Regions from separate parts of the Homo sapiens genome. Here region 1 is linked to region 2. The links are chromatin loops, found by intact Hi-C in ENCODE. Cell type or tissue: B cell. All regions are shown on one strand. Each heading gives the region's core, and the rest is flanking DNA. Links, peaks and the distances in the headings are about the cores only. Region 1 holds the start of DDX11 (DEAD/H-box helicase 11). Region 2 has its middle 55 kb from the start of LINC00941.

Region 1 (15,836 bases), core at 3,016-11,015, 220 kb after region 2:
CATCATTCTCTCATCTTCCTTTCCCATCTTCAAATGTGGATATTTCCTAAAGGTCATTCTCTGTTCCTCATTTTTTTTCAAAAACTTTTAATAAAATATACATAATCAAATGTACCTTAACCCTGTTCAAATGTACACTTCATTCATGTTGAACATACTGGCATTGTTGTGCGACCAGTCTCCAGAACTTTTCCTCTTGCAAAACTGAAATTCTTACACCCGTAAAACAACTCCCTATTTGCCCTTCCCCCAGCCCCTGACAATCACTCTTCTACTTTCTGTCTCTATGAATCTGACTACTCTAACAACCTCATGTAAGTAGAATAATACAGTATTTGTCTTTTGACTGGCTTTTTCACTGAGTATAATGTGATGGTTAATTTTATGTGTCAACTTGGCTGAGCCACCGTACCCATACATTTGGCCAACATTATTCTGGGTGTTTCTGTGAAGGTGTTTTTTGGATGAGATTAACATTTAAATCAATGGACTCTAAGTAAAGCAGATTACCCTCCGTAATGTGGGTGGACCTCATCCAATTAGGTGAAGACCTTACTAGAACAAAGACTGACTTCCCCTGAACAAGGAGTTGTGCCAGCAGACTGCCTTTGGCCTTGAACCATAACTCTTCCCTAGGTCTCCAGCCTGCCAGCCAATACAATCAGATTTTCACTCACCAGTCCTCCACAACTGCATGAGCTAATTCTTTAAGCCTCTTTTTCGCTCTGTGTAGACACACACACACACACACACACACACACACACACCCTGCTGGTTGTTTCTCTGGAGAACCCTAATACAAATAATAGCCTCAGGGCTCATCCATGTCGTAGCATGTGTCAGAACTTCCTTCCAAGACTGAATCATATTCCATTGTATGTATATACCACACTTTATGCACTTATCTGTCAATAGACACTTGGGTTGCTTCTACCTTTTGGCTGTTGCAAATAATGTTGTTATAAACACAGGTGTGCAAAAATGTCAAGACACTGCTTTTACTTCTGTTGTTTACAAACCCAGATGTGAAATTGTTGGATCATATGGTAATTCTATTTTTAATTTTTTTCCATAGTGACTACCCCATTTTACATTCCCACCAGCCATGTACAAAAGTTCTAATTTCTCTATATCCTTGCCATCATTTATTTTTTGTTTTGCTCCTTTTGGGTTGAGGTTTTTTCTTTCTTCTTTTTTTTTGAGACAGGGTCTTGCTCTGTCACCCAGGCTGGAGTGCAGTGGTGCAATTATAGCTCACTACAGCCTTGAACTCCCGGGCTCACACAATCCTCCTACCTCAGCCTTTTGGGTAGCTGGGACTACAGGTGTGTGCCACGATTCCCCCCTAATATTTTTTTAAATTTTTTGCAGAGATCTGGTCTCACTATGTTACACAGGATGGTCTTGAACACCTGCCCTCAAGTTATCCTCTCGCTTCAGCTTCCCAAAGTGCTGGAATTGCAAGCATAAGCCACTGTGCCTGGCTGTGTGTGTGTGTGTGTGTGTGTGTGTAATAGTAGCCATCCCCATGGATTGCAGTGGTACCTCATCGTGGCTTTGAGTTGCATTTTCCCAGTGACTGGGATGTCGAGCATCTTTTCATGTGCCTGTGGGCCATTTGCACATCTTTTACGGAGAAATATCTATTTAAGTATTTTGCCAATTTTTTTAATCAGATTGTTTTCATGTTGCTGAGATATAGAAGTTCTTTATATATTCTGGTTATTAACCCCTTATCAGATAGATGATTTACAAATACTTGCTCCCATTCTGTAGGTTGCCTTTTCACTCTGTTGATCCTGCCCTTCAATGCACAGAAGTTGTAACTTTTGTTGTTGTCCAATTCATCTATTTTTATGTTATTTTACAAATCCCTCAACTCATCACCAATTTTTTTTGTTGCCTGTGCTTTTTGGTGTCATAGCCAAGGAATCATTGCCAAATGCAATGTCATAAAGCTTTTCCCCTCTGTTTTCTTCTACCAGTTTTATAGTTTTATAGCTTTTAACTTTAATTTTTAATTTTAACTTCATTTTAACTTTAGAAAATCCATCTTAAGTTAATTTGGATATATTGTATAAGACAAGGATCCTACTTCATTCTTTTATATGTGGATACCTCCTTCCTTTTGGAAACTTTTCCTTTCAGTAATCTTACTACCTCCACAGCTTTAGTTTAGATGTTTTTTGTTGTTGTTGTTGTTTCCCAGGGGTGATCAAATCCATATATCCAGCTTTTACCACCTTCCTGAGTTCTAGTCCCCCCATTTTCAAACACCACTGAAAATTTAGTTTGACTAAGTACATCAACCTATTATGTGAAGAAACACCATGTCCCACCCCCACTACGGTGTGGCTTAATGAGCTAAAGTAATATATCAAGATAGACATAATAATCCAAGAAACTGGGGTTCAGAGAAGTAAATATTATTAGGGTGCATCTTGCGCTGTTCCAGAGTGAGGCATATAGGGTTTTGGGGACAGAACAATCTAGTCTCTGATAATGTTTTCTCTTATAGCACAGGCACATTTCATGAGCCTTTCCCACTACCTAGGTGTTCCAGTTTGGATGTGGTTTGTTTGGCCTAAGTCTCATGTTGAAATCTGATTTCCAGTGTTGGAGGTGGCGTCTGGTGGGCAATGTTTGGACCATGGGGGTACATCCCTCATGAAAGGCTTGCTGCCCTTATGGCAGAAGTGACTCAGTTCTCACTCTTAGTTCCCAAGAGAATTGCTTGTTGAAAACAAACTTGTACCTCCTACATGCTCTCCTTCTAGAAGAGGATCTAAGGAAATTTATAATAAAAGCAGAGGAACGCTGAAACCAAACCCAATTCATATCAGTAATAGCTACCATTTGTTAAGCTTCCACAATGACAAGTAAGATGTTAAGCCCTTTATGTTACCAGGATTATCTCATTTATCTCATAAGAATTCTAGAACATAGGTCCTATTATTATCTTTATTTTATTCGTGAGAAAAGCAGAGACTCAGAAGGCTTAAGTCATAGGCCAAGGTCATCCAGCCAGTTGAATGGTGGAGTGGGGAATATCTGGATCCAGGCAGTCAGACTGTTTTTTTTTGTTTTTTTTTTTTTGAGACGGAGTCTCGCTCTGTCACCCAGGCTGGAGTGCAGTGCCGTGATCTCGGCTCACTGCAAGCTCCGCCTCCCAGGTTCACGCCATTCTCCTGCCTCAGCCTCCCAAGTAGCTGGGACTACAGGCGCCCACCACCACGCCCGGCTAATTTTTTTTTTTTTTGTATTTTTAGTAGAGACGGGGTTTCACCATGTTAGCCAGGATGGTCTCGATCTCCAGACCTCGTGATCTGCCCACCAGGCAGTCAGACTTTATTAGAACATGCACTTAAAATTAGCAAGAAGGAATGAGAACAACAACAACAAAATTAAAAAATGCTTGCCAAAGAAAACTAAAACAATGTGCAATATTTAGCCCTGAGATCACTAGCAGTGAAGGCAAAGAAGAATGCATAATGGGTTTCTACAGCTCTCACTGTCCGGTTATAGAAAATATTTCTACATTAGTACAAGCACTTTTCTTCCTAAGCCCTGAGTTTTGAGAGTTTATCAAGAAGGCCTCTGAGTTCATTCAATTAATGGCATCATCTAAGGCTGTTTAATAACAAATGCAGAGGTAGTCCACATAAGGAACTTTTGCCTTTACCTTTGAGACAAAGCCCAGGGCCTCACGTTAGGAGTACAGCTCTCTAAATATAAGCCTCCAGGGCAGAAGCGAGGGGAGGATGGAGGGACACAATGCAGATTTACAGCCTGGTGGGTACGGCCTTTGTCCTCTCCATGTCTATTGTCACTCTTGAGGTCCAAGCCTCTACTGCACTGCCTGGTTTACTGCACAACCCAACTTGGCTGCTTGCTTCTGGTCTCTCCCCACCAAACCATCCTTCACACTGCTTCCAGCTTAATATTTCCAAGACACTGCATTTGCAAATCCACTCCTCTGTTTAAAAATGTTTCAGTGACTTGCAACTTGTCTACAGTGTGAAGTATAAATTTATTAGCTTGTTGTTTAAAGCCTTCTACAACCAGACCCCGACCGACCTTCACGTCCTATTGAGAGGTGACAGCCTGCTGGCAGCCCTCGCAGCCCTGGCTCGCTCTTGGCGCCTCCTCGGCCTTGGCACCCACTCTGGCCGCGCTTGAGGAGCCCCTCAGCCCGCAGCTGCACTGTAGGAGCCCCTTTCTGGGCTGGCCAAGGCCGGAGCCAGCTCCCTCAGCTTGCAGGGAGGTGTGGAGGGAGAGGCGCAGGCGGGAACCGGGGCTGCGCTCGGCGCTTGCGGGCCAGCGCGAGTTCCCGGTGGGCGTGGGCTCGGCGGGCCCCGCAATCGGAGCAGCCGGCCCGCCAGCCCCGGGCAGTGAGGGGTTTAGTACCTGGGCCAGCAGCTGCCGTGCTCCATTTCTCGCCGGGCCTTAGCTGCCTCCCCGCGGGGCAGGGCTCGGGACCTGCAGCCCACCATGACTGAGCAGCCCGCCATGACTGAGCCGCCTGCCGGCGCCCCAGCCATGGGCTCCTACGCGGCCGGAGCCTCCCCGACGAGCGCCGCCCCCTAATCCGCGGTGCCCAGTCCCATCAACCCCCAAAGGGCTGAGGAGTGCCGGTGCACAGCGCGGGATTGGCAGGCAGCTCCACCTGCTGCCCGCTGCCGCATCCACTTGGTGAAGCCAGCTGAGTTCCTAAGTCTAGTGGGGACTTGGAGAACCTTTATGTCTAGCTAAGGGATTGTAAATACACCAATGGGCACTCTGTATCTAGCTCAAGGTTTGCAAACACACCAATCAGCACCCTGTGTCTAGCTCAGGGTTTGTGAATGAACCAATCGGCACTGTGTATCTAGTTAATCTGGTGGGGACTTGGAGAACCTTTGTCTAGCTAAGGGATTGTGAATGCACCAATCGGCACTCTGTATCTAGCTCAAAGTTTGTAAATGCACCAATCAGCACTCTGTGTCTAGCTCACGGTTTGTAAATACACCAATCGACACTGTGTATCTCGCTAATCTAGTGGTGACCTGGAGAACTTTTGTGTCTAGCTCAGGGATTATAAACGCACCAATCAGCACCCTGTCAAAACGGCTCAATCAGCTCTCTGTAAAACAGACCAATCAGCTCTCTCTAAAATGGACCAATCAGCAGGATGTGGGTGGGGCCAGAGAAGAGAATAAACACAGGCTGCCCTAAGACAGCAGCAGTAACTCACTAGGATTTTCTTACCACAGTATGGAAGCTTTGTTCTTTTTGTTTTTTAGGTCTGCACTGCCTTTATGAGCTGTAACACTCACTGCAAATGTCTGCAGCTTCACTCCTGAAGCTAGTGAGATACACGAACCCACCGGGGTGAACTAGCAACTCCAGTACATGCCGTCTTAAAAGCTGTAACACTCAGGCGAAGGTCTGCAGCTTCACTCCTGAGCCAGCAAGACCACAAACCCACCAGAAGGAAAAAACTCCAAACCCATCGGAACATCTGAGGGAACAAACTCCAGACACACCGCCTTTAAAAACTAACACCGCGAGGGTCTGCAGCTTCAGTCTTGCGTTAGTGAGACCAAGAACCCATCAATTCTGGACACACTATCAACTTTGTTTCTCCAAGGGTGCTTCTTAAACTGGATGATGCACACCCTAGGAGTGTGTGTGTAGGATGGGGTTTGAAGCAGTAGGGTAAAAAACCTAGCATACATTCTATTCCAGAGGTGTCAATTTACCAGACAACAGTTATTTTAAAACTTTTTTATGCAAAAACATGTTATAGGGTGGAATGCAACATTTTTATGGGCCTGTGGGCCATTTGTATACATCTTTGGAGAAATGGCTATTTAAGTACTCTGCCCATTAATTCTAAACTTAAAACTAAGACTTCAAAGTCCCTCTAAGGATTTTGCTGGGCCACATCCCAAGACCCTGAAGGGTATTACTTACTCGCCCTCTCCAAACTGCCGAAGTCGGAAGCAGGTGACAAAAAAGCTGACCCTGGAATCACCTTTTGTAAATTTCCCACCTCCAAGCTTTTCGATAGTTTGTAACACTGGCTCCTCTCCCCAAAAGCCTTTCCTTCAAGTCCCAGCAACTCTCCCTGACCCTGCTGGGAAGGCGCACCAATTACCTGTCATTCCAGGAAAGCTCATAGCATAAGATGATCCCATTGGTCATCTCCCAGAACCAGACTTTCTGAAAAGTCCTCAAGGACCAGCTAGTCCAATCCCTCACTGAATAAAGGAGAAGCAAAGTCTAGGGAGGTGAGGTGATTCGTTGTCCTCCTAATTAGCAGGTGAGCTCCTGGCAGGGCTGGGGTTTCATCTTCTGGGCTCTCTGCAAGGTCGTGCCCGGCACGGGCCAGGAACAATTTCATAAACTCGTCATCTAGACGGCCTTTGACTGACACCATCTCTCCGTGTGGAGGAGCCGCTGGGGTGCACGGGGCAGGTGTCGTCCGTTTCAAAGGTAAAATAACCCAGCTGCAGACCTCCAGAGGCCGACTAGAGCCGGGGTCAGAAAACAGGTTTTCCCTCTCGGGGACAGCGCCCAGGGGACCGGCATTAGAACATCGGCTGATGTTTCATCTGGTCAGGGAACCATCCAGCGCTTAGTACACCTGGCGCTAATCGGCGGGGATTAATCTCACACCCCGCAGCTGGCGGAAAGCAGCGGGAGGAGGCACCTAGCCCTGGGGTTGAGATCCCAGTTCCCGCGTGCGCAAACCACGCCCCTGTAGATTCTCGCTGCTGCGTGTTCGCGCGCGTCCCGGAGTGCGCATGCGCAGCGGCGGGGGTTGTTCCGGCTGCCTTTCACTGAGGGGACCCGCCAGTTTCTAACTCAGTGGCGTTTGCCCTGATTCCCGGGGCCTGGCTTTCAGCGTAGCAATTCTGCCGGCGAAGAAGGTGAGCGCAGTGCTGTGTGGCAGCAGAGCTCCTTAGGACGAGGAGCAGCGGGACGAGGAAGGGCAGACTGGTGAAATCGCAAACTGGGCGTCTGTTCCGGCGCCGGACCCCTATTTGCAAAGGTGGGTGGCCCGTCCGGAGCGGGAAAACATTCCGGAAGTGGAGGGCCGGGCCAGCGTGATTGACAAGCGGGAACCCCTGTGTGGGGACGGGTAGGCCTAGGAAGGTTGTGCCTGCGGTGGAACTGGGCGGTGCGCAGAAGTGGGCATTAACAGCAGCCGCGTGTCTGGGTCTTAGATTTGGCCCAGCTGTGTTGAGCTTTTCATGGATTATCTTACGTAGATAAGACACTGCAACAGTGAGTGAGCGCTTGTAACCCACCTGTCTCTTACGGAAACTGAGCCCCAGCGATGCTAACTTTAGCAAGGATACAGCTGGGATCCTAAACTTGGCAATCAGAGCCCAGAGCCGATAAAGTTAGCTGCATGAGTCTAGCTTCCCCCAGGGCGGGAATCGAGGCGGAGCAGGGTACAGTACGGAGGCCAGGAATGAGTGCACTTGACCAGATTGTTGACGGAAGTGTCATAAAAATGGACTTAAATGCTGATAAGCAGCTGTTTGGGTTCCACACAGGGTGCGAGCTCAGGATGCACGTTGGAGGGGACACAGGGCCAGAGCAAGGTGGGAATGCGGGTATTATGGGCCAGGCCATCCTCCAGCTGGTGGAGCACCGCAGTACTGCAGTGTGTGGCCCTGGCTTAACAGCAGTGCGGAAAAGCTTTTTTCTTGGGGCTGTGGTGCTTTCCAGGTGTGTGAAGTTAAAACATTTTAGGGCCATACGGTAGATAGTACCTGCCACATAGTTGTCTTGGTCAGCCCCGGCTGCCATGACAAAATACCATAAACTGGGTGGCTTAGACACAGAAATGTGTTTTCTCACAGTCCCAGAGGCTTGGGATGTCCAAGATCAATGTGGGGAGGACACAACTGAGCCCACAACAATAGTCTGTACTCAGTAATGAGTGATAATTGGGGACTGAAGAAAATGAACACGTTAAGAACTAATATGTTCCTGAAGTGCTTTCACAACTCTAACCTCGTTTTATGAGCGTGAGCTTTGCTGTCCTGGTGTGTGCCTTGGCACTGGGAGGTGATGGTTGTCCTCCACACAGCCAACCTGAAGAGGGCTGAACAAGTCACTGCAAATGTTTTTAATAGGGCTTAGTGAATCCGTTATACTCAGATTTATCTAAACCTCTATGATTTAGCCTGTGCTGCTTCTGGAATAATGAGATCCATAATTACCACTGATGGGGAAGTGAAATAATACTTACGTTTCTTCTGTATTGTTTAGTGTTGTCATTCTAGAGTTTGGTAACCAAGTCTGTCTTTTTTATCCCACTTATCCTGGTGGGAGGAAAAGTGAGGAGATAGAAAGTTTCAGGTGGCTTGGGGGTCTGGCAGATGTGGTTCAAATCCTGAGTTCAAGCACTTGCTGAGTGACCTTGGGCAAGTCATATAAGTTTACTGAGTCTCAGTTTCTTTCTCTATAAAATAGAGCTTATAAAAATACCACACAGGGTTTTTGTGGGGTTATCTGAAAACGGTTTGAAACCATTAAAGAACTGGCCATTTAACTAATAGGTATTCAAGTCATGGGACCTCCGTTACCCAGCCTCGGAAGAGAAACCTTCACTTACAGCCCCGATGTCTGGCTGGCTACTCATTCGTTCATCAGATTTTTGTTGAATGCCTATGAGGTGTCGAAGCACCTAGTTCTGAGTCCTGGAGCCAGAGAAGAGCAAGACAGACAAGGTTCCTCTATTTATGGAACGTATATTCCAGTGAGGAAGAATAAATAGGTTCAGATGGTGCTAAGAGCTATGAATAAATTAAATACAGAGTAATGTGATTTTTTAAAAGTGACTTAGAGCAAGCTAGGGGGTGAGGAGTGGGGGTGGTGTTTGACCACTGTCCAGCGGCCAGACAGCCGGAGAGGCTTCTCTGAGGAGGTGAGCCAAAGCCTGGATATTGAGGAGGACTCCTTCTCCAGGCCAAGGGGAGCAGCAAGTGCAAGGCCCGAGCTGAGTAGATGAGGCTGGGAGCCTGACCAGTCTCAGGCTGACCAGTGCTCTGTCTTGAGAGGAGCTGCTGGTCAGCTTTTTGTCTTGGGATTCAGAACGAGGAGACATGAAGACTTTTTACTTGGCAGTGGGAGCTGAAGCTGAAAGGTCCAGGGGCTGATGAGGCCACGTGTAAGCGAAAGTTTGGGATAAGCAGAAACCGAGTGCGCTGAGGGAGTGAGATTGTGGCTGTATCCGGCACCTGGCTGAGCAGGAGAGTGAACCCCGTGGGTGTGTGTTTGCTGGTGACGTTCCTGGAGCTGTCTTGAAGTCCGAGCTGCCTTGCAGCTTGTAGTCTGCCTCTGTTTTTGGCTTTCCCAGATAGTTTCAATTCTTACTCTCAGTTTGTGAACCTCCCTTCAGTGAACCTCCCTTCACTTATGCTGGATATCTCTTGCAACCGGATGAGCTTCACTAAAGCAGAGTCATTTGGACCTGGATTCGAATCCCTGGTTTTCCACTTTTTAGCTGTGACTTTGAGCAATTATTTAATTTCTGTAAGCATCAGTATCCAGTAGCTGTATCCTTATAGTGTTGTACAGATTAAATGAGATAATAAAAGCAAAAGACCACTGTAGAGTGTTTAACACATAGGAGGTACTCAAAAATTTGTTAGGTACCTTTCTTCCCCTTTCCTTCATGTGTTAAAGCTTTTTCAGTACATACCCCTCTCTCAGGATTGAATTGTAAATCATGTTTTTTGATTACCCTTCTTGTAATAATTCCTCTACCTCTGTAGTCATGTTTTTCTTTTTTCATTTTTTCTTGTCCCCAGAATGTCTAACAAAACAGCCAAATATACCTCTGTGAAGACAGAGGGTAAAATAATGCTAGTTCTGTGAGTTCTCTCTTCTTGTGCAAATCCATAAACTGCCACCAATCTGTAGTCATTTTAATTGCCCCTAAACCGAAGAGCATCGTGGCAACTACCTTTCCCCTCGTAAATAGAGTGACACTATCACTAGTCTTATTGAGGCCAAAGTTATAAAGATGGGCTCTCGATCTACTAATATTAGTAAAATGGGTTTGGGACTTACTAACATTTGTGCTTAGAAGAGACAGACCTGGCAAAGAGCTTGGAGAAGTGAGTTCCAAAGAGAGAGGTGTGGGAACCAGGATGGAAGAGTCAGGCCTCCAGATAGCGTTTACTTCTCCTTTCTTCCTTGAATCACTGTCTCAGAGATAATTAGGTTCAGGAGAGGAGAAAAAAAAAGATGACGTCAACGTGGAGCAGAGTTTTTCTTAGACCTTAGCCTAGCAAGGAAAGAGAAATGCCTGGTCTCAGTACTGGGAAGCTGTTCCAGCCAGAGCCCCGTGGCTGTGAAGAGAGCTCTCCTGTCTGGAACCAAACAGAAAGCTCATAGGTCTAGAGGCCAGAAAAGTTAGTAGGTGGTGGCTCTGTTCGGTGCTGGAAATGGAGGCCAGGATGAACTAAGAAGCAAACTAAAGATACTTGTAAGATAAGGACGTGTAGGCCGGGTGCGGTGGCTCACGCCTGTAATCCCAGCACTTCGGGAGGCCAAGGCGGGCGGATCACGAGGTCAGGAGATCGAGACCATCCTGGCTAACACGGTGAAACCCCGTCTCTACCAAAAAAAAAAATTAGCTGGGCGTGGTGGCGGGCACCTGTAGTCCCAGCTACTCGGGAGGCTGAGGCAGGAGAATGGTGTGAACCCGGGAGGCGGAGCGTGCAGTGAGCCGAGATTGCGCCACTGCACTCCAGCCTGGGCGACAGAGTGAGACTCTGTCTCGAAAAAAAAAAAAAAAAAGATAGGGACGTGTATGTTAACTTGCGCTATCCAAACAACAAGCTGTGCTTATGGTCCTCTGCCTGTGCGTCATGATTTTCCAGGACTTCACAACGGGATAAAGTGAAGTAGCTTCGGCTTGTGAATGTGCATTGCAGAGACGTGGGAGAAGAAAGCTGCAAAAGTCATTATAAGCAACACCCTTGATCTTAGGGGTGCTGGTCTGTGAGAAGAGAGCTCTAAGCCTTTTGTAGAGGCATTAGAAAGGTATCGGAGCCACGGTGAAATGCAGGGGAGATTGGGTTTAGGGGCTTTCCTGGTCTGCATTCTGCTACAGCCGTTAAATGCCGCTAGATGGAGTGCGTGATTCTGGTATGGCCTCACGTGGACCTGCTGCGAAGGATGGAGAGAACATGGTCTCTGCTTCCCAGAAAAAAGGAGAAATTTGGTAATAAGTGTGGAGACTGCTCTTAAATAATGCTCCAGATTTCAAGCCACTTCTTCCTGGACCATGAGAGAGCTCCCTAATGTTGTATTTATTTTTCCTAGGTCCATGGCTAATGAAACACAGAAGGTTGGTGCCATCCATTTTCCTTTTCCCTTCACACCCTATTCCATCCAGGAAGACTTCATGGCAGAGCTGTACCGGGTTTTGGAGGCTGGCAAGATTGGGATATTTGAGAGTCCAACTGGCACTGTGAGTATGAACAGTGAGAGATACTGAAAAGGACAACTTAACAGCAGCCGTACTAGCTTTTCCTGTTTGCCTATCCAGAGATTTTCATAGTTTGAAGTTGGGCAGAGTAGTCTCTGTTTATCTGAGTAATAGTCACTTCCTCTATTAAAGTCTTTTTTTTTTTTTTTTGAGACGGAGTCTCGCTGTGTCGCCCAGGCCAGAGTGCAGTGGGACGATCTCGGCTCACTGCAAGCTCCGCCTCCCGGGTTCACGCCATTCTCCTGCCTCAGCCTCTTGAGTTGCTGGGACTACAGGTGCCCGCCGCCACGCCCGGCTAATTTTTTGTAGTTTTAATAGAGACAGGGTTTCACCGTGTTAGCCAGGATGATCTCAGTCTTCTGACCTCGTGATCCGCCCGCTTCGGCCTCCCAAAGTGCTAGGATTACAGGCATGAGTCACCGTGCCCGGCCTAAAGTCTTAAACATAGCTCTGTGGTCTGAGAAAAATTAGGCTGAAGTCATTGGTGCCTACCTATTACGGTAGATGAGACGGCTTTCTTACCAACTCTTTTCCCTCCCGTTCCCCATCCTTCAAATATAATTCTAAGTTTTAGTCTCTGCTGAGTGAACCAGTGTGTTATGATTATGTTTTGAACATAATTTTGTCTTGAACAATATGTCTTAATATTCTGTTTTTTCTAGTTAATAATTGCCCTTTTAAAGTTAGTTTAGTTTTTAATATACCTATGCCAGTTCCTCCCACATCATCCAGTGGCCTCTCAATATGATTTTCCATACAGATAACTCCTGTCTTAGTCGGCCAGGACTGCCATAGTAAAATACCATAGACTGGGTGACTTAACAGGAATTTATTTTCTCACCATTCTGGAGGCTGGAAAGTTGAAGATCCAGATTCTGGCAGGGTTCTGGTTCTGGGGAGGGGGTCTCTTCCTGGCTTGCAGATGGCTGCGTTCTTACTGTGGAGCAAGAAAAGACGAGGAGGAGAAAAACAAATCTTTGGTGTCTCTTTCTCTTTTATGAGGACAAGGGCTGCTCCCTTATGGCTGCTCCGTTATGACCTCCTTTACCCTTGAAGGCCAGATCTGTAGTAGAGTCACATGGCGGGGTTAGGATTTCAACATATGTTTGTTTGTTAAGATGGGCAGTCTCACTATGTGGCCCAGGCTGGTCTCGAACTCAAGCGATCCTCCCCTCTCAGCCTCCCAAGTACCTGGTGGCTGGCAAGATCCAAGATTACTGGTGCACACCACCATACACAGCTTCTTTTGTTTTGTTTTTGTTCTTTAAAAACATTTTTTTAACATGCATTTTGGTGGGGATACAATTCAGTCCACAGCAGTGACCAATTCCATTTTTACCTTGGAGCCCTCCTGGAATCCTCCATCCTTTCCCTGTCATTTGAATTAGTTGCTCCTCAGACTGACTTGACAGATTTCAGCATGAGTGTTAATGGGGACAGACGGCCGCACCCACACCACATCAGGGTATACGTCCGTTTGGAGGCTTTCCTCAAACGTCTGGCAGCCCTGGACTGCCTGTGTATGCTGAAGAACAGGGCACAGAAAGGCTGAGTCTGCAGGGCACTGGCTGTGGCTGCCAGGCTGGGCTCCTTTGTTGGGGGCCTCCAGTTGCCAGCACATCTGTGGGATTTTCCCTAGAGTCTTCAGTCTCTCCAGAGCAGGTGCCTCTGAGCCCTGGCCCAGCAGGTACAGACGCTGAAGCCCAATAGCCGGTCTTCCGGGAGGTGGTCTGGGGAAGGGGATCCAGGTGGAGAGTCCCCCTCAGTGCCTGCTTTCAGCCTGGCCCTCCTCCCCCTCCCTCTTGCCTCCTCAATCTGCCGGTTGCCTCCAGGGCTCTCCTAGCTCAGCTTCCACTTAGAGCCCACTTCCTGTCTTCTGCAAGGAGCAGGAGCAGGGATTGCAACCTGAGAATCTAATTGTTCTTAAAAAGAATTTCAACCCGTCCCTTTGTTTTCAGTGGCCTGCTGTGTTCCTACCACTTCCTGAGTCTTTCTGAGAATGAGTGGGGGAGATCTCTGGGGACACTTGGGCTTGAGTGTCTCTGCCGAAATCACTTCCATGTCTCTGCCTTCTTTCCCTCTCTCCTAAAACATATTACTCCTTCCACTTTCTTTTTGTGGGTGTAAGCCTCCATATTACTTTGGTTAATTTTAGTGTGCTTTGGAACACAGATGAGTGCATGTTCATTCTGCCTTGTTTAATTTTAGAGACAGGGTGTTGCTCTGTTGCCCAGGGCCGAGTGCAGTGTTAAGATCATGGTTTACTGCAGCCTCAACCTTCTGGCAACAAGTGATCTTCCCACGTCAGCCTCCTGAGCAGCTGGGACTACAGGTGTGCACCATCACACCTAGCTAATTTTTTAATTTGTAGAAATGAGATCTCACTATGCTGCTCAGGCCGGTGGTCTTAAACCCCTAGGCTCAAGCAATCCTCCCTCCTTGGCCTCCCATAGTGCTGAGATTACAGGCATGAGCCACTGTACCTGACCCCTTTCACCTTGTTTAGCCTGACAACCCATCTTCTCCCTCTCAGGTCTTTCCATCTCAGTCTTCTGCACTCCAGGCTTCTGCGTCTTCTTCCTCTGCTCAGCCTTTAATTGTCGATGTTTCTGGTTCTATAGCTTCATCTTCTTGTGTGCAGTCTCTGTGAATGTACCCTGTGGCTTTATTACCTTTGACATTCTTCTGTCTTCTAAATCATCTCCTGAATAGAGTGTTTTCTCCTGTCCTGGGTGTCCCGCAGCCCATAGAAGCAGCCATGCTGTGGGACACCCTGAGTGGGGTTTGTGTTACCTGTTGTGCCTACCATGCCCTTCCCCGCCGTGGATGCACAGGTGCCCCACCTTAGCTGCCCCAGATGCTGTTTATCCTTGATAGTCACCTTTTAAGCCTTATACAGGTCTATCAAGTTGAGTCACCATTACCACTTGGTGTGTGCTGTGCCTTGTGTAATACTGCAGTTCCGGGAGTCATCCAACCTGGAATGCATGCTTTGCGGGGATCTATGATGCCCTCGAATTGTATGTTACATGTGAACCTGTGAGCATTTTCTAGGGGCTCTGCACCTTTGTGTCCTCAGCTCTGAGCCCCATGCTTGCTGCAACCAGCAGGTGTTCAGAGTGAATGAATTTGCTTATCTTGGCATAAATCATGTAACTGTTGATGATACCCCAGGAAGGTGAGCCTTTGGTTATAAATCCTTTTAACATTTTCCAGTCTAAAAGTTTTGTGGTCTTATTACACGATGTAGAAAACAGTGGGCCTCAGTTATTCTTTTGCTGTTGTGCCGGAGTATACCACGGTTGTTTTTGAAAGATAACTTTGACCATACCCTTAGGAACTTCCTCAGCTCACTTTCAAATGGAGGGCACTGGCTTTCTAACCATTGTGTCTCCCAGCCCAGTGACAGCTGAAGCTGACTGCTTCCGATATCACAGACAGCACAGAAGAGCCGCCCTCCAGGTGCTGCTGGGAAATGCTGCCTGGAACTCTTTGCCATTTACTTTCTATCAAAAGCTGAGGGAAATGGTACATATGGGGCTTTCCTAAAAATATGGGATCCATCCATTTGTCAACAATGTCATTCTATCCTATCCCAGGGCCTTTCAAGATTTTGATGAAAACTAATAGATCCCATATTCCAGAATAATGCTATTAATAATTTTATTATTATTACTTAATGATAGCAAAAAGTTAGCTAACTCCAACCGCTCACTTGTTATTTGCCAGGTAATCCTCTAATCCAGAGGATTTGGCCTTTTGTGTGTGTTAATGTCCTGCTTGCACCAGCTCTATGAGGAAGGTGCCGCTGTTGTCATTTCCATTTCTGCACTCGTGGAAACAAGCGTAGTGAGGCCAGCCTGAGCCACAGAGCTGCAGGTGGGGGAGACAGCTGGAACCCTGGCACCTGGCTGTGGAGTTTGAGACTCTGACTCCTGCGCCGCGCTGCTGCCCCAACCGTAGTCATACGAGGTGTTTCACCCCGCCCTGGATACTCTGAGATCCCCTCTGGGTTCAGCAGGCTCAGAGAGCTGACTGCCTGGAGCAGAAGGCATGGGGTCCTCCAGAGACTCCCCTGAGCTGAGTTCCCCTGTGGACACCAGGGCCGCCTCCTTGTGGCGCTCCCTGAAGGGTCCTCTCTGGAAGAACTGTATTGGTTCCCTGGGGCTGCTAGAGGAAAGCTTCACAAACTGGGGCTTAAACAACAGAAACTGACATCCCACAGCGCTGGAGGCTGGAGTCCGAGATCAAGGTGTCAGCATGCTTGGTCCCTTCTGAGGGTCGTGAGGGAAAGATCTCTTCAGGCCCCTTTCCTTGGCTTATAGGTGGCGTGTTC
Region 2 (15,836 bases), core at 4,893-12,892:
CTAGTTCCAGGGCTACTAAGGAGAGTGGTCCCAAGGATATTACCTAAGCCAAGTGACCTTTGCCTTGGTGCCCATCCCCTTAGAGGTCTACAGGCCAAAACAGTACAAAAAGCAAGATGGCAGAGTCAGATGGAGATAATGCCTGGTTTAGAGGCAGGAGGGCCAGGATGGTATTGCATGCAGGACAGTAATGTTTACTAAGCATCTGGGAATAGGACTTCGCTTGATCCAAAATGACTGGGAAAAAGCTCCATGGCACATCTGATAAGAAAGGAAATTAACCCAAATCCTTATCTGGGTTCCTGACTAAGAAGAACTGGAAACTCTCATCACTGGTCAAGATGAACCTGTCATCACTGGCCATTCCTATACAAGTACAGAAATGCATGAAAACTTTTAGATCACCTTGTACATAATGTATTGAAAATATAATCAGGAGTTGTGATAGGTGAATGATGGGAGGACCTCTAGTTTGGGCCTAAAGAGATGATGTTTAGGCTAAACTCAGGCAATTAAAAGAAATTAACTGTCTTTCAGGGGCATGCATTGCAGAAGAGGAAGCTTATACAAGTCTCTAAGGCAGGAACAAACTTAGGGGACAGACACAAAGACAACCATGGCTGAAGCCTACTGCCAGGAGGGGTGAGGGAGGCAAGGGCAGGCACTGGCAAGGTCCGCAGGACCCAGGCCCTATGCAGCTTCTAGGGAGAGGGGTCTGGATTTCTTTGCAAATCAGATGGACAGCCCCTGGAAGCTTTTAACCAGGAGGGTGATGTGATCAACTTAGATTAAAAAGACAACCTCCAGATGGTCTATGGAGAACACCCGAAAGGGGAAGAGAATACAAATATGAAGGCCAAGCAAGAGGCTGCTGTAGTACTCCAGGCAGGATGTGATGGTAGCTTTCACCAGGCTGGACATAGTGGAGAGGGAGGAAGCTGCATCCATTTGGGAAATGCTTTAGAGGTCATCTCGACAAGACTTTATGGTGGATTGGATGTGAGTTAAACGGGAGAAGGGAATCGAGGGTGGACCTCTAGGGTTTTGGCCTGAGTGACTCTGGGTGGATGGTGGGGCTAATACAGGAGTTATTAAGAAATAATTTTCAGGCAGATAGAGAAGGTAAAAGGAGTTCTCAGTCAGGGTTTTTCTTTTAATGAAAGCAACCTCCAAACTATTTCTTTTCTAACAGAAAGGTACTTAAAGAGGGCCAGGCGGGCAAGCTTTGATATGCAAATGCACGTCATTAGAAACTGGGTCCACCCAATATGGCAATTCCCACCTTCTTCTTCTTGTCACCAGGTATGCCAAGTGTCATGGGCACCTCCAGATAACTCCACATGTTTGGGACATCATGGCAGGCCCGCATGTGCATACTAAAGGGCTAAGTTGGGATGGCCAGGTTTTTTGCCAGCTACGTGAATGACACACCTGTTCAAACCAATCCCTTGGGCCCTATACAAATCAGACACCGCCTCCTCCAGCCTCCCGTATAACCAACCACTTTTCTGCCACACACAGGGTTTCTCTTTGCTTGGATCCCCCTCCCTCTGTCTCTGTATGGGGGAGCTGTTTTCTTCTTCCTTTCCTCTTTCTTGCCTATTAAATTCTCTGCTCCTTAAAACCACTCCAGACTTGTGTCCATGTCGGTCATCATGAGACCAAGGACTCTGGTGTTCCTCCAGTCATCGGAGCCATATCATTTTGGTGCATTGGCCGGGAATTCATTCAACGGATTGGTGAGTACAGAGTGGAGCAAATCTCAAACTCAAATCTGTCCTTTAATCTCAAGGCTCTCTTCCTGCTATTCTGTCGCCAAACTTTCTTTCTCTTTCTATCCGTGGTCTCTTACTCTCTCTGTGTGTGTAGAATGTGCAGGAATTTTTACAGCCTAAGGGAGTAATCCTGTTAAGCAAGATCAGGAAATGCTGTAGCACTGGGGATATAGCTCAGGAAAATGTCCTTGCAATCTTCTAGGAACAGAGATTCCCACCCCTCCACGCCATCCCCCCAATGCCACCTCCCCCACCACACCACCACCTCCCCACCACGTGGTGAGGTTACTTGCTACTAATTCGCTGGTAAGACATGGTATTCCTAAGACAATAGCGCCACCTAGTGGAAATAGAAATTCTGGCCAGGTACGGTGGCTCACACCTGTAATCCCAGCACTTTGGGAGGCCGTGGCGGACGGATCACATGAGGTACGGAGTTCGAGACCAGCCTGACCAACACGGAGAAACCCCATCTCTACTAAAAATACAAAATTAGCCGAGCGTGGTGGCACATGCCTGTAATCCCAGCTACTCAGGAGGCTGAGGCAGGAGAATCGCTTGAATCTGGGAGGCGGAGTTTGCGGTGAGCCGAGATGGCGCCATTGCACACCAGCCTGGGCAACAAGAGCGAAACTCCGTCTCAAAAAAAAAAAAAAAGAAAAAAAGGAAAAGAAAAAAATCCTCTCCGTAAGACACATTGCTGGTTCTCTGCAGTATATTACAGCTTTCCAACTTTTCCTTTTTGCGCCTTTTCTACTGGAAGCTAGGCTCTGATCTACTTCTGTAAAAGGGAAATTTCTGCCTTTTGCAGTTAGGAGTAAGATGTCTTCTGCAGCCAAATTTTGTCACGATATTGACCCATCAGCAGAAAAATGGCCATTTAGTTCCTATGTTCTTTTAAGGAAACTATTCTGTCTCCGATTAAAATGATATTTAATTAGTAAGGGGATTTTAAGTCCAGAAGTTAACCGGAACCATTTGTCTAAGAGTAAATGCTTTAGCACGGGCCATAGTAGCAGGCAATCTAGCACACTGCCTCCGTTAAAGGAGCCTTGCCCTAAGGCGACACAGTCTCTCCCTAGATCCATTTTTCGGGGAGCCAGGGGGATCACACAGATTTAGGAAGTCAAAGGGGAATCACACAAGGTGGATAAGCTGAAGCTGCATGGGTAAAGTGTGGTTAGTCCCATCACTTAGTTCATCCAGTTCCATGGATGGAGGACCATGGATGGATTGGAGGACCACGCCTACAGCCATGGGTCGCATATTTAACATGGTGCCAGGACCCGGGAAGCAGGGAGGGAAAACAGTGGGAGGATGCTCCCTGTCTCCTCCTCCACCCTGGGTCATACGGAAAGGGAGGAGACTAAAAGGACGCTTTTATTCTTGCTTCTTTTTCTAGATGGGAAACAGATTATCTTTGGCTTGCACCCGCTGGAGTGCACTCTGAAACACTGGAACTTCCTTAACCTCAGGACTTTGAAGAAATAAGTGACTCATTTTCTTTTACACAAGGGCATGGTGTTTTTACAAAACCCGTGCAAGCATTTTAAGATCAACCCAGGTCTTTTAGCAATCACATCGGGCAGGCCCAGGGAGAACAGTTCCCCCAAATTAGAAAAGCAACTTCCAGGGGAACCATCTGAGGATCCCCCTTATTTTGGGCCCCTTCAAGTTCCCTTCTCATTACAAGACCTTAAGCAAATAAAGCGAAACTTAGGCCGATTTTCTAACGACACTGATAGGTATATAGAAGCTTTCCAAAATTTAACTCAGGTGTTTCACCTCACATGGAGGGATGTTATGCTGCTCCTAAACCATACCCTCACAGCAGCTGAAAAGCAGGCAATTCTGCAAGCAGCAGAGATTTCGGGGATGAGCAATATATCTCCTATAATATACCAAAAGGGAAGAACGCAGATAGGGAAAGCGAAAAAATCGTGTAGACTCCTTTCCCACTAGGAAGGGAAGCAGTTCTGGTAAACAACCCCGATTGGGACCCCAATAACTCAAGAGATGAATGGAAAAGGAGGCACATTTTAAGATGTATATTAAAGGGCCTATGGAAGACCAGGGCCAAACCTCTCAATTACGCTAAACTGTCTAGGATAAACCAAAAGCCAGATGAGAATCCTCTAGCCTTTACGGAAAGGCTAAGAGAGGCACTAATAAAGTACACCTCTTTATACCCTGATTCAGTCGAGGGACAGCTCATTCTAAAGGACACGTTTATTACACAGGCAGCTCCCGATATTAAAAGGAATACAAAAGCAGGCTATAAGACCAGATAGCACCTTAGAGAACCTCCTGAAGGTAGCCACTTTGGTCTTTTGTAACAGGAACCAGGAGGAGGCCCAAAAGAAAGAGAGAAAGCTCAAGAGAAGGACAGAGGCTCTAGCAGCTGCTTTGCAGGTTTGCAAAATCCAGGATCCCCAAGGTGCATTCGCTAGTTGCTATTGGTGCGGCAGCCCAGGGCATTTTAAAAAGGAACCCCCAGGAAGCAAGACAAAGCCACCTCAACCCTGTCCAGGCTGTGGCAGAGACCACTGAAGATGGAACTGCCCCCAGAGATGGAGGCCACTGGGTTCAGGACCAGTCTCACAGATGGTCCCGCAGGACTGATGGGTCCTGGGGCTCAAACCCTGGCTTCAGTGGCTCAAACTGCCATTATAGCACAGGAGCCCCGGCTAATTCTGGAAATTAAAGGAAGGAAAGTAGACCTCCTTCTAAACATTAGAGCCAGTCTCTCCCTTTTCTCCTCTCTAATCCAGGCCTCTCCTCTTCCCATAGTACGACCGTAAGGGGTGTCTCAGGAAAAACTCTAATCCAATATTTTTCTCAACCATAGTTGTAGTTAGGAGGACCTATTTACACATGCTTCCAAGTCATAATAACTCTACTAGTCAGAAAAGCCTCCAAGTTAACCCTAGGAAATAATTTAACTGTTTACACTTCACATAATGTGTGAGGATTACTGTCCTCTAGGGGGAGCTCTTAGCTAACAAACAGCTGGTAAAGCAAGAAGTACATAAGGCAGGATAAGCAGTCGTCACTCTTAACGTCTCTCCCCAGGCACAAGTGCTGAATTAGCTGAGCTAATAGCTCTTACAAGAGCACTTAAATTAAGCAAGGGGAAGGTAGCTGCCATTTATACTAACTCCAAGTATGCTTTCTTAACTCTCCATACTCATGCTGCGATTCAAAAGGAAAGGCATTTTCTTACCACTAATGAATCTCCTATAAAATATTGCCAGGAAATTGGCAGGTTATTATCCTCAGTTTTTCTTCCACAAAAAATAGCAGTCATGCGTTATAGGGGACATCAAAAGGAAACAGATAAGGTAGCCAAAGGAAATAGAATGGCTAATCAGGCAAAGCTAAGTCAGAGGCAAGGAAGCTTTAAGGCATTAATGCACTTCAAGCCCTTCTAATCTAGGAAGGCTCCAAAAAAGAAATTAAACATCAGTATTCCCCTACAGAAATAAAATAGGATCACCTTTATTTAACCCAGGAAATTTGGTATTAGTACAAACTCTCATCTCTGTCTCCTTCCCTAAGCCAAGCTGGGAAGGGCCCTACACTGTTCTTCTTTCAACCCCCTCGGCAGTAAAAGTTACAGGAATCGACTTCTAAATACATCACACTCAAGTCAAAGCCTGAAGAGCTGAGGGAGCAGCCCCTAACAGCCCAGAGAAATATCCTGAATATCAATGCGGAGAAAGAGATCTTTTTCTTTTTCTTGTTGTTGTTGTTGTTGTTCTTGTTGTTGTTGTTGTTTTTGAGACGGAGGCTCCCTGTCGCCCAGGCTGGAGTGCAGTGGCGCGATCTCCGCTCACTGCAGGCTCCGCCCCACGGTTCACGCCATTCTCCTGCCTCAGCCTCCGGAGTACCTGGGACCACAGGCGCCCATCACCACGCCCGGCTAATTTTTTTTTTTGTATTTTTAGTACAGACGGGGTTTCACCGTGTTAGCCAGGATGGTCTCGATCTCCTGACCTCGTGATCCGCCCGCCTTGGCCTCCCAAAGTGCTGGGATTACAGGCGCGAGCCACCGCGCCGGGCCAGAAAGAGAAGATTTTAAGCTGAAAATCATAAAAGATAAGTAACTGAGTGAGGGCTACTCATCTTACTCAGTCCCACTCCTGCCTCACCAGATACTTTTTGCTATTTCTACCCTTTACTCTCAAAGTTCACCACCAAATATTAAAACTTCTTTTTAAAGCATATTTGCAGGCAGATTTTAATTATTCATAGAATCGCATTTGTAACTTTGTAGCTCCCCAAAGAGAAATGTTATATCTTGGTAAGTAAAGTTTTAAATGGAAATTATTCACTATGCCACTCTTGTAAGAACTGTTATACTCACGCTACTATTTACAATAGAACTACACACTGTAGCACCCAAGATGTGGAATTCTGGTTGTAAAATTCTAATTGCTGTAATATTTTGCCTAATTATCAACCTTATAACAGGATTGATAGTTGCAGGAAAGATTTAGTCAAAATTGTGTCGCTTATAGCAGGAGTAATAGTTGTGGATAAGAAGCAAGGATGAAAGTTTTACTATCATTACGTTTAATAGGACTTTTTCTGAAGGTTGGTAATATAATGTGCTCTAAGCTATAAAGAGAAGATTATAAAGGAAGATTTTATGTAAGAAAAGATTTTCATTGGTAAATACTTGTCCTAAAAGGAAATGACTGGTTGTTTAAAGGATGAATGCTTAGGGCAAGTCAGAAAGTTTAAGTATGTTGTAAGAGGGTCTGTGAAAGTCATGAAATTATTAAAGGAAAGGAATTGTCAAGATTAACATTAAAGTTATTTTAGCCACCCACTAATGTATTTCTCCCAAGCATATTGCAAGTTAGGAAAATGGCCTAAGCTTAAAGTTATTCTCTAATGGCAAGTCAAAGGGGAAATGTATGGTTTTCTCAAGGAAAATGTTTCTTTTATATTAATGTTTCTGGTAATGTACAGCGAGATACTGGTATTGCAATCCATGGTGTAACTAATAGGTATGAAACTCAGGGTCTATAGGACCCCCACTCACGGTGGTAATCTTAATACTCACATTCTAACCCTATATTTTAAATTTTCTTATAAAATTTATCTCTTTTCACCTGGAAGCAATCAAACTCCAAACGGTGCTGCGAGCAAAGCCACACGTGTTTGAAATGCTTGTAAAGAAATAGCACTTGAGCATCAGTTTATTTAGTAAGGCCATTTTTACTTCTTGCAGAAAGGGTACACTCGCCAGCAGTTTTGCCAGGAGAGTACACTGAACAAAGGAGACAGGGTCATTTATAACCTGACGCGTCCACCCTACTGCTGTGTCCAGTTTCCAATAGCTGGAATGGGACCTCACATTCTGTATTTGTCCCGATTGGCTAGCAACTTAGAACTTTTTAAAAGAGGCAAAGGTAGAGGAGAACAAAAGAAGGAGGAAGTAACTTGTGGAATGCTGGGAAAGGTAAAAACACTTTTAAATAAGGAAGAGGAACAGACTATGATCTAATGCTTGCTTGGACCAGTATAAGCATGCCAGGGCAAATATTTAGGCTAAATTGTGGGAGCTAAGAACATAAATTACATTGATTTCTTTATTATGGCTAGCAGATATTTAAGAATGTTAGCACAGGTCTTTGAATAAATTTTGCTTTTAAGAGAAGTTACTATTTATTTCTTATTAGACGGGGCGGAAAGTCTTTGAAGAGGAACCTCTACTTTACTTTTTACACATGGTCACGCCATTCTTCCAAGAACCCTTAGATAAACCTCAGGAGAAGGCACAACTGCTGTTCCCCACACAATACCCCTTTTCAGCAGGAAGTAGCCAGAAAGAATCGCCATCCAACACCCCCTGACAGCAGTTAGGTTTGCTTCTCTTGAGCGGGGGAATGATACAGGAGTTACTAAGAAATAATTTTTAGGCAGATAGAAAGGGTAAAAGGAATTCTCGGTAAGGCTTTTTCTTTTAATAAAAGCAACCCCAGACCTTTTCTTTTCTTTTTGAGACAGTCTCACTCTGTCGCCCAGGCTGGAGTGCAATGGTGCAATCTGGGCTCACTGTAACCTCTGCCTCCCTGGTTCAAGTGATTCTCCTGTCTCAGCCTCCCATGTAGCTAGGATTATAGGTGCCCGCCACCAAGCCTGGCTAATTTTTTTTTTTGTATTTTTAGTAGAGATGGGGTTTCACCATGTTAGCCAGGCTGATCTCAAACTCCTGACCTCAAGTGATCCGCCTACCTCAGCCTCCCAAAGTGCTAGGATTACAGGCATCAGCCACCGCACCTGGCCAAATCATTTCTTTTCTAACAGAAAGGCAAATTAAAGGGCCAGGCTGGCAAGCTTTGATATGCAAACGCAGGCCATTAGAAGCTGAGTCCACCCAATATGGTGATTCGTGCCTTCTTCTTGTCACCAGGTATGCCAAGTGTCATGGCCACCTCCAGGTAACTGCATGTGTTCAGGACATCAGAGCGGCCCACATTTGCACATTAAAAGGATAAGGTGGGAGGGCCGGGTTTTTCACGGGCTTCGTGAATGACACACCTGGTCAAACCAATCCCCTGGGCCCTCTGTGGGCGGCAAGCCACCCAGGTGACGAGGCAAGAGACTAAAAGCACAAGCTATTCCAGTATAATAAAGAAAATACTTAAAATAAGAATAGTTATATTAGGCATAGAATATAGATATGATTATATATGAATATTACTAATCATTAGTTTATAGCATTACTCTTTATTCTAATATTATAATAATCTTTGTTCTACAATTATAACCTAGGAAAAACCAGGACATACAGAGATAGGAGCTGAAGGGACATGGTGAGAAGTGACCAGAAGACTAGTGTGAGCCCTCTGTCACACCCGGACAGGGCCACTAGAGGGCTCCTTGGTCTAGTGGTAACGCTAGTGCCTGGGAAGGCACCCGTTACTTAGCAGATCGGGAAAGGGAGTCTCCCTTTCCCCGGTGGAGTTAGAGAAGACTCTGCTCCACCACCTCTTGTGGAAGGCCTGACATCAGTCAGGCCCGCCCGCAGCCATCCGGAGACCTAAACGTCTCGCTGTGATGCTGTGCTTCAGAGGTCACGCTCCTGTTTCACTTTCATGTTCTGCTCTGTACACCTGGCTCCGCCTTCTAGATAGCAATAGCAGAATTAGTGAAAGTATTAAAGTCTTTGATCTTTCTGAGAAGAGCATAGAAGAAATAATGACGTAAGCTGTCCTCTCTCCAGCTCGGCTACCTAAAAGGGAAAGGCCCCCTGTCCGGTGGACACGTGACTCACATGACCTTATTAATCACTGGAGATGACTCACACTCCTTACCCTGCCCCTTTGCCTTGTACACAATAAATAACAGCGCGACCAGGCATTCGGGGCCACTGCCAGTCTCCACATCTAGGTGGTAGTGGTCCCCCGGGCCCAGCTGTCTTTTCTTCTATCTCTTTGTCTTGTGTCTTTATTTCTACGACCTCTCATCTCCGCACACCAGGAGAAAAACCCACAGACCCAGTAGGGCTGGACCCTACAGCTCTATGCAAATCAGATACTGCCTCCTCCAGCCTCCCATATAACCGACCACTTTTCTGCCCTCCCTCTGTCTCTGTACAGGGGAGCTGTTCTCTTCTTTCTTTCTTCTTTCTTCTTTCTTGCCTATTAAATTATCCGCTCCTTAAACCACTCCGCATGTGTCCATGTCATTTTATCTAAATCAGCATGAGACCAAGGACCTGATGTTCCTCCAGTCATTGGAGCCATATCAGGGCCATTTACTTTGATAGAGAGACAAAGCTGGTTTAGTGATGGATAGGGGGCTTAGTCATTAAGGAACTCATTTTTGGACATGGTGAATTTGGGTATTAATAGCTTATAAAATGTAATGCTATCAGATCCATAACACTTTCCAGGAACTGTGGCTTTTTCACTGGGGTTTTAAGCTCCTCTGGGAAAACGAGGGGCAATGTTGGGCAGGAAGAACTCCCACCCTCCAGGAAGCCTGAGTGGACCATCCCTTCCCCAAAAGCAGGCTTCCTATCAAAGCTGCGTTGTCCTTTTCATCCTTTCTCCCTGCATGCCTCCATCCAAAAATAGAAGTGTGTTACCCTGCGGGTTCACTGAGCCTCCACATAACCACACATGTCAAAATCATGGAACACTGAGGAGGCCTTCTCAAAATATTTTGGAATTATCTACATTCAGTTTTAGTTTTTAAAACTTTAAAAAAATGCAATTGTACTTTAACTCACCTTACATCCTGATAGCATTATAAATTTGAGGATAATTTTAGAAAATGGAGATTATTTGTAATTCCCATGATATACTTTCTGGGAAATATAAGTAGTAAATTTGCATTTAATGATTAATTCCACTACTCCCTTAAAAACATAATATCTATGAGCAGTTCAGCAGTGAGGGACATTTAAAATAGAAAAAAAATCCTCCGTTAATATTTTTATGTTCCACAGTAGTAAAAAGGTGAAAGTTATTTGTTGGTCTCAATAAACGATGCTTGATCTTTTAAAAATCATTACTAAGTGTTTGATCTTAATATATTCCAAAAAGCTTCTCCTATAACTGTGCCTGGTTTCTGAAACAGATTCCAAGGAGACTATCACCACCAAAAGACTGCTCAACAACCACCCAATCTACGTTGTCACCCTTCTTTGATTGGATATTTCAATCAGTAAAAAGTATAGAGCACATTATTCATATATGTGTGTGTATATATGTATGTACATGTATACATACATATACATATACGTACACATACACATACATGTGTATGTATATGTATGCATACATATACATACATATACATATACAGACATATATACACATACATATATTCACACACACAGACATATACATATTTTTTTTGGATGGGGCAGGGGGCCTTTACTTGGGTGATAAGGTGGTCTGTGAAGGGCTTTAAGGGAAGGTCTCATCTGATCACATTGGCTTTCTGGTTGTGTCTTGAAGAATGGGTCAGAGAATCAGGAGGCTGTGGCTGCTGCAGGGGAGGGGTGAGGGGGGCCCAGGGCTAACAGTTGTGGGGTCCAGTAAAGGGTGCAAGTAGAGGCCGGCAGGTCATACATCCCACTGCCAAGACCAGCCGCCTCTCGACCTGACATCACCCCTGGAACCAAAAAGGGGAAAACATGTCCTTCCTGCCTCTGTCTGTGGTAAGTGGGCCCCTCCAGGAGGCAGGGCTGCAGGCAGCATCCCCGTGACCCGGGTAGAAGGGCAGAACTGCGCCTGGGGCTCGCTGCTGTCTGCAAGGTCCAGGAGGGAGGAGGGTGCAGACACAGGCCCTATTTCTGACCCCGCAGGGCCAGGAGCGCTGGAGCCCTAGGAGGGTCTGATCTACCTGTCGCCCACCCATGAGGTGCATGAGTGCAAAGGTGTGGGAAACCGCCAGACTCCTGAGGCCCTGTGGGGTCGCAAGGCACCAGGACCCCTGGATATGGCTTAACTGGGTTGCAGGGAGAGGGCGGGCTTGGGAAGGGCAGCCTTTAGCCAAGGGATTCTCAGGGAACCGACATGCTTGTCTGAGCTCCGGGCCGGGTCCACCTCCGCTGGCTGGACAGCTGCCTCCACACCCAGACAGACCCCGTGGGGCACAGCGTCCCGCAGGGCTCCACAGTACCCCGCTTTCCAGCGCCCCTGGAACCCCTGCCCAGCCCACGAGGTACAGATTCTGTCATTCTCACTGAGTCCTCTGGACCCTGCTAGACTAGCCCAAGGTCACACAGCCAGACAGCGGAGGAGGTATTTCTTTCTATATAATACATGTATGTACTTACTAATATATTCACTATGAAACAAATGCTTTTTAAAATATGCTATAAAAACTAAAAAGTTCTTAACATATTCACCTTTAGTTATTAATTACATAAAAATGTCTGCTCTCATTAAAATATTATCCATAATCATATTTGTAGTGAGAGCAATGTGGTAGAATTTGCACCTTTTTAAAAAACCTTGGAATTATTCTTTGAGATACATCAATTCAAATATCTCAAATACCAGACTTTTCATACATCAATTCAAAAGTTCAATTTCTTTTTTTTTTTCGAAAGTTTCATTTATATTCAGGCTTGCTTTTAATGGTTGTCAGAGCTGAAAAAGATAACTGGCAAAGGCACAATGTGCACACTGAACAAAGTGTATTGTTAGTAAGAGGAAGAAATCCATATCTTAAGAGAATTGGGGGCCAGGCTCACTCCTGTAATCCCAGCACTTTGGGAGGCCGAGGCTGGTGGATCACCTGAGGTCAGGAGTTCGAGACCAGCCTGGCCAACATGGCAAAACCCCATCTCTACTAAAAATACAAAAAAAAAAAAAAAAAAAATTAGCCAGGCATGGTGGAAGGTGCCTGTAATCCCAGCTACTCAGTAGGCTGAGGCAGGGGAATCTCTTGAAACTGGGAGGCAGAGGTTGCAGTGAGCTGAGATCACACCACTGTACTCCAGCTGGGACTACAGAGTGAGACTCAGTCTCAAAAAAAATTAATTTAATTAAAAAATTAAAAATAAAAAGAGAATTTGGGGGTTTTAAGACAACTTCTTGTTGGATCCAATTAGGTCTTCATTGTTTTTAGCTAATAGTGACACTGATTCAGAGATTATTCCAGGCACAGGAGGGTTGATTCTGACATTCGCTTGCTGTTTTCTTGTCTTTGTATAATTACTGTTCTCTTCAACCTACCCATTTCTTTGCAGAAATCTTTATTTTAATTTCTGGGATACATGTGCAGGATGTGCAGGTTTGTTACTTAGGTAAATGTGTGCCATGGTGGTTCTTTGCAGGAATCTTTAAGTCACTCATCCATTTCATGAGGGTTAGTTTAGTTCAAACCAGATAATACATTTTAATGGAGCATGAGCAAACTGCAAAACATTGCAATATGAAAGCTAACAAAGTAGTCAGGAGGCCATTGTCCACACTTTTGCATAATGAACCCCCTCCTTCCCTCAGTAACATCTATGTGCCATGACTGCCTGATGTAGGGAACCAGTCACTATCCAGATAGATTTTTTTAAAGATAGCATAATTATCCATATAAAGTCTAATATCTTCATTTTGCACCTTGGTGGCCTGTGTGGGTACCCCCATATAAAGACCAATGTATTTGTTTTCCAGATGCAGAAAGATGAGGCACAGAGAATTGGCCACCTGCTCCAGGTCCCATAATTAAACATTACTGTCAGGATTAGAGTCCTGGGGTCCAAACACCCAGTGCTCTCTCCACACTACCATGGTGCCCAATTCATATTCCTGCCATGACTACCCTTTCCATTTCTGGCCCTGTTTGAAGCCCCTAATTCCCACTGAAAACAATAAATGCTCTAAAATTAAGGCAACAATTTCACACAGTAGAGCAAATGGGTGGCTGAGAGTGAATTTACCCAGCAGCAAAGCCAGTGTAGAAGGCACCATTTTTTGGTTACCATCAGATTAAGGTTGGGCCCCAGAGGGTCACCCCATCTTTGTTTCTCTTGTGAACCCCTCTGAGTCAAATGGTAACAATAGTTGTTGTAATTGTAAGTTATAACATTGAATTAGCGACTATTGAAAAGTGTAAATTATAATAGCAATTGTTGAGAATGAACCCTGTAACGGTGAGCTAACAAAGGAGTTTTATGCTAGTGAGTCCATCAAGAAGGACATTGGGGCCAGGGGCAGAGGTTTGTGCCTGTAATCCCAACAATTTGGGAGGCCCAGGCAGGCAGATCACTCGAGCTCAGGAGTTCAAGACCAGCCTGGCTAACCTGATGAAACCCCATCTCTACTAAAAATACAAAAATTAACAGGGCATTGTGGCATGCACCTGTAGTCTCAGCTACTCTGGATGCTGAGGTGGGTGAATGGCTTGAACCCAGGAGGCAGAGGTTGCAGCGAGCCGAGATCATCATGCCGCCGCACCTGCACTCCAGCCTGGACGACAGAACAAAACTCCATCTCAAAAAAAAAAAAAAAAAGACATTGGGATGTAAGCTGAGAAAGGGAGAGTCTAAGGTTTTAGAAAAATAAGGAAGTTATTTTAAAATACATTACTTTTGTTTCTTTGTTTGTTTTAAATGGATTACAGAACAATCAACAAAGCAGCCAGGTGTGTTGATGACAGCTCTCAAGCTTTCACAAGGTGTAATAGGACGGATGAGCCCATTCCATTGAGACTAGCACTACCCAGGAGAGCCAGGAAGGTAAAGAGACCACCTACAACAGTGTAATCCGTCCAAATAAGGACATCAAGTCAAATGGATGGAGGGAGACAGTAAATTTAAAACATTAAATTTTAAGTAAAAACAAGTCATACACTTCATGTCTAAAACACCAAAAGCAATGGCAACAAAAGCCAACATTGACAAATTGGATCTAATTAAACTAAAGAGCTTCTGCACAGCAAAAGAAACTACCATCAGAGTGAACAGGCAACCTACAGAATGGGAGAAAACTTTTGCAACCTACTCATCTGACAAGGGCTAATATCCAGAATCTAAAATGAACTCAAACAAATTTATAAGAAAAAAACAAACAACCCCATCAAAAAGTGGGCAAAGGATGTGAAGAGACACTTCTCAAAAGAAGACATTTATGCAGACAAAAAACACATGAAAAAATGCTCATCATCACTGGCCATCGGAGAAATGCAAATCAAAATCACAATGAGATACCATCTCACATCAGTTAGAATGGCAATCATTACAAAGTCAGGAAACAACAGGTGCTGGAGAGGATGTGGAGAAATAGGAACACTTTTACACTGTTGGTGGGACTGTAAACTAGTTCAACCATTGTGGAAGTCGGTGTGGCGATTCCTCAGGGATCTAGAACTAGAAATCCCATTTGACCCAGCCATCCCATTACTGGATATATACCCAAAGGATTATAAATCATGCTGCTATAAAGACACATGCACACGTATGTTTATTGCGGCACTATTCACAATAGCAAAGTCTTGGAACCAACCTAAATGTCCAACAATGATAGACTGAATTAAGAAAATGTGGCACATATACACCATGGAATACTATGCAGCCATAAAAAATGATGAGTTCATGTCCTTTGTAGGGACATGGATGAAACTGGAAACCATCATTCTCAGCAAACTATCGCAAGGACAAAAAACCAACACCGCATGTTCTCACTCATAGGTGGGAGTTGAACAATGAGAACACATGGACACAGGAAGGGGAACATCACACACCGGGGACTGTTGTGGGGTGGGGGGAGTGGGGAGAGGTAGCATTAGGAGATATACCTAATGCTAAATGACGAGTTAATAGGTGCAGCACACCAACATGGCACATGTATACATGTGTAACAAACCTGCACGTTATGCACATGTACCCTAAAACATGTACCCTAAAGTATAATAATAATATAAATAAATAAATAAATAAATACCATACTGTTTTCACTTTAAAAAAAAAAAGAAATAGAACCATATTGATTCTCTGAAATCTTTTTTTCTCTTGGCAAGTCAAACTGTAAAAATAAACTGGAAAAATATTTTTACCCGAAAAAAAAAAAGTCATACAAAGTTGAGATAAGATGTAGAATAGAGTTAATTTATTTTCACGGTTTTTATTATCTAGATTGCAGAAAGAATTGAATGTGAATGCATGAAATTTAAATGCACATCAAAAAGCATGCAGGGTACATCAAATTAAGAGGCATGTGACAAACTGATATTTTCGCAAATATTTTCTATAGAAATTAATGTTTTTATTTTCAATTGTATTTATTTATTTTTCTGCTTTCCAACTTTTATTTTAGGTTCAAGGGGTGCACATGCAGGTTTGTTACATGGGTAAATTGCGTGTCATTGGGGTTTGTTGCACAGATAATTTTGTCACCCAGGTAATCAGCATAACATCCAATAGGCATTTTTTCGTTCCTCACCCTCTTTCCGCCCTTCACCCTCAAGTAGGCCCGTGTGTCTATTGAGGAGTTAATGTTTTAAAAATATATCTTGCAAATCAATGTGAAAAACATTAACATCCAGTGGAAATATGGGCGAAGTTCCTGAACAGAAAAATCACAGAAATTAATT

What was found. A loop is a pair of places that touch in the nucleus more often than their neighbours do. Peaks named below come from ENCODE experiments on the same cell type or tissue, not always from the same donor. Only the 100,000 strongest peaks of a DNase experiment are listed, where the experiment ranks them.
Region 1: a loop joins it to region 2, with 10 times the contacts of the local background. A loop is called at or near these places in 7 of 110 quality-filtered maps.

The regions. Positions count from the first base shown.
Region 1 is chr12:31,067,056-31,082,891 of GRCh38, forward strand. DDX11 (DEAD/H-box helicase 11) reads left to right here and starts at 6,805. Exons shown (of 27, transcript NM_030653.4): 1 at 6,805-7,036; 2 at 11,335-11,482. The coding sequence starts at 11,339. It overlaps DDX11-AS1 (DDX11 antisense RNA 1), which reads right to left and starts at 6,792. Exons shown (of 3, transcript NR_038927.2): 1 at 6,140-6,792. RefSeq lists enhancers at 6,456-6,987, 6,860-6,969, 7,500-7,659, 7,520-8,049, 12,995-13,551. In B cell, for the core only: no CTCF peak of the experiment used is centred there; DNase peaks (open chromatin) are centred at 6,796 and 7,076; H3K4me3 peaks cover 1,797 bases; H3K27ac peaks cover 1,255 bases.
Region 2 is chr12:30,842,611-30,858,446 of GRCh38, forward strand. No RefSeq gene overlaps it. Among named protein-coding and RNA genes, the nearest start is that of LINC00941, 55 kb to the left of the region's middle. RefSeq lists enhancers at 5,729-6,273, 8,722-9,071. In B cell, for the core only: CTCF peaks have their summits at 8,669 (motif pointing right) and 8,871; a DNase peak (open chromatin) is centred at 8,851; H3K4me3 peaks cover 1,102 bases; H3K27ac peaks cover 1,574 bases.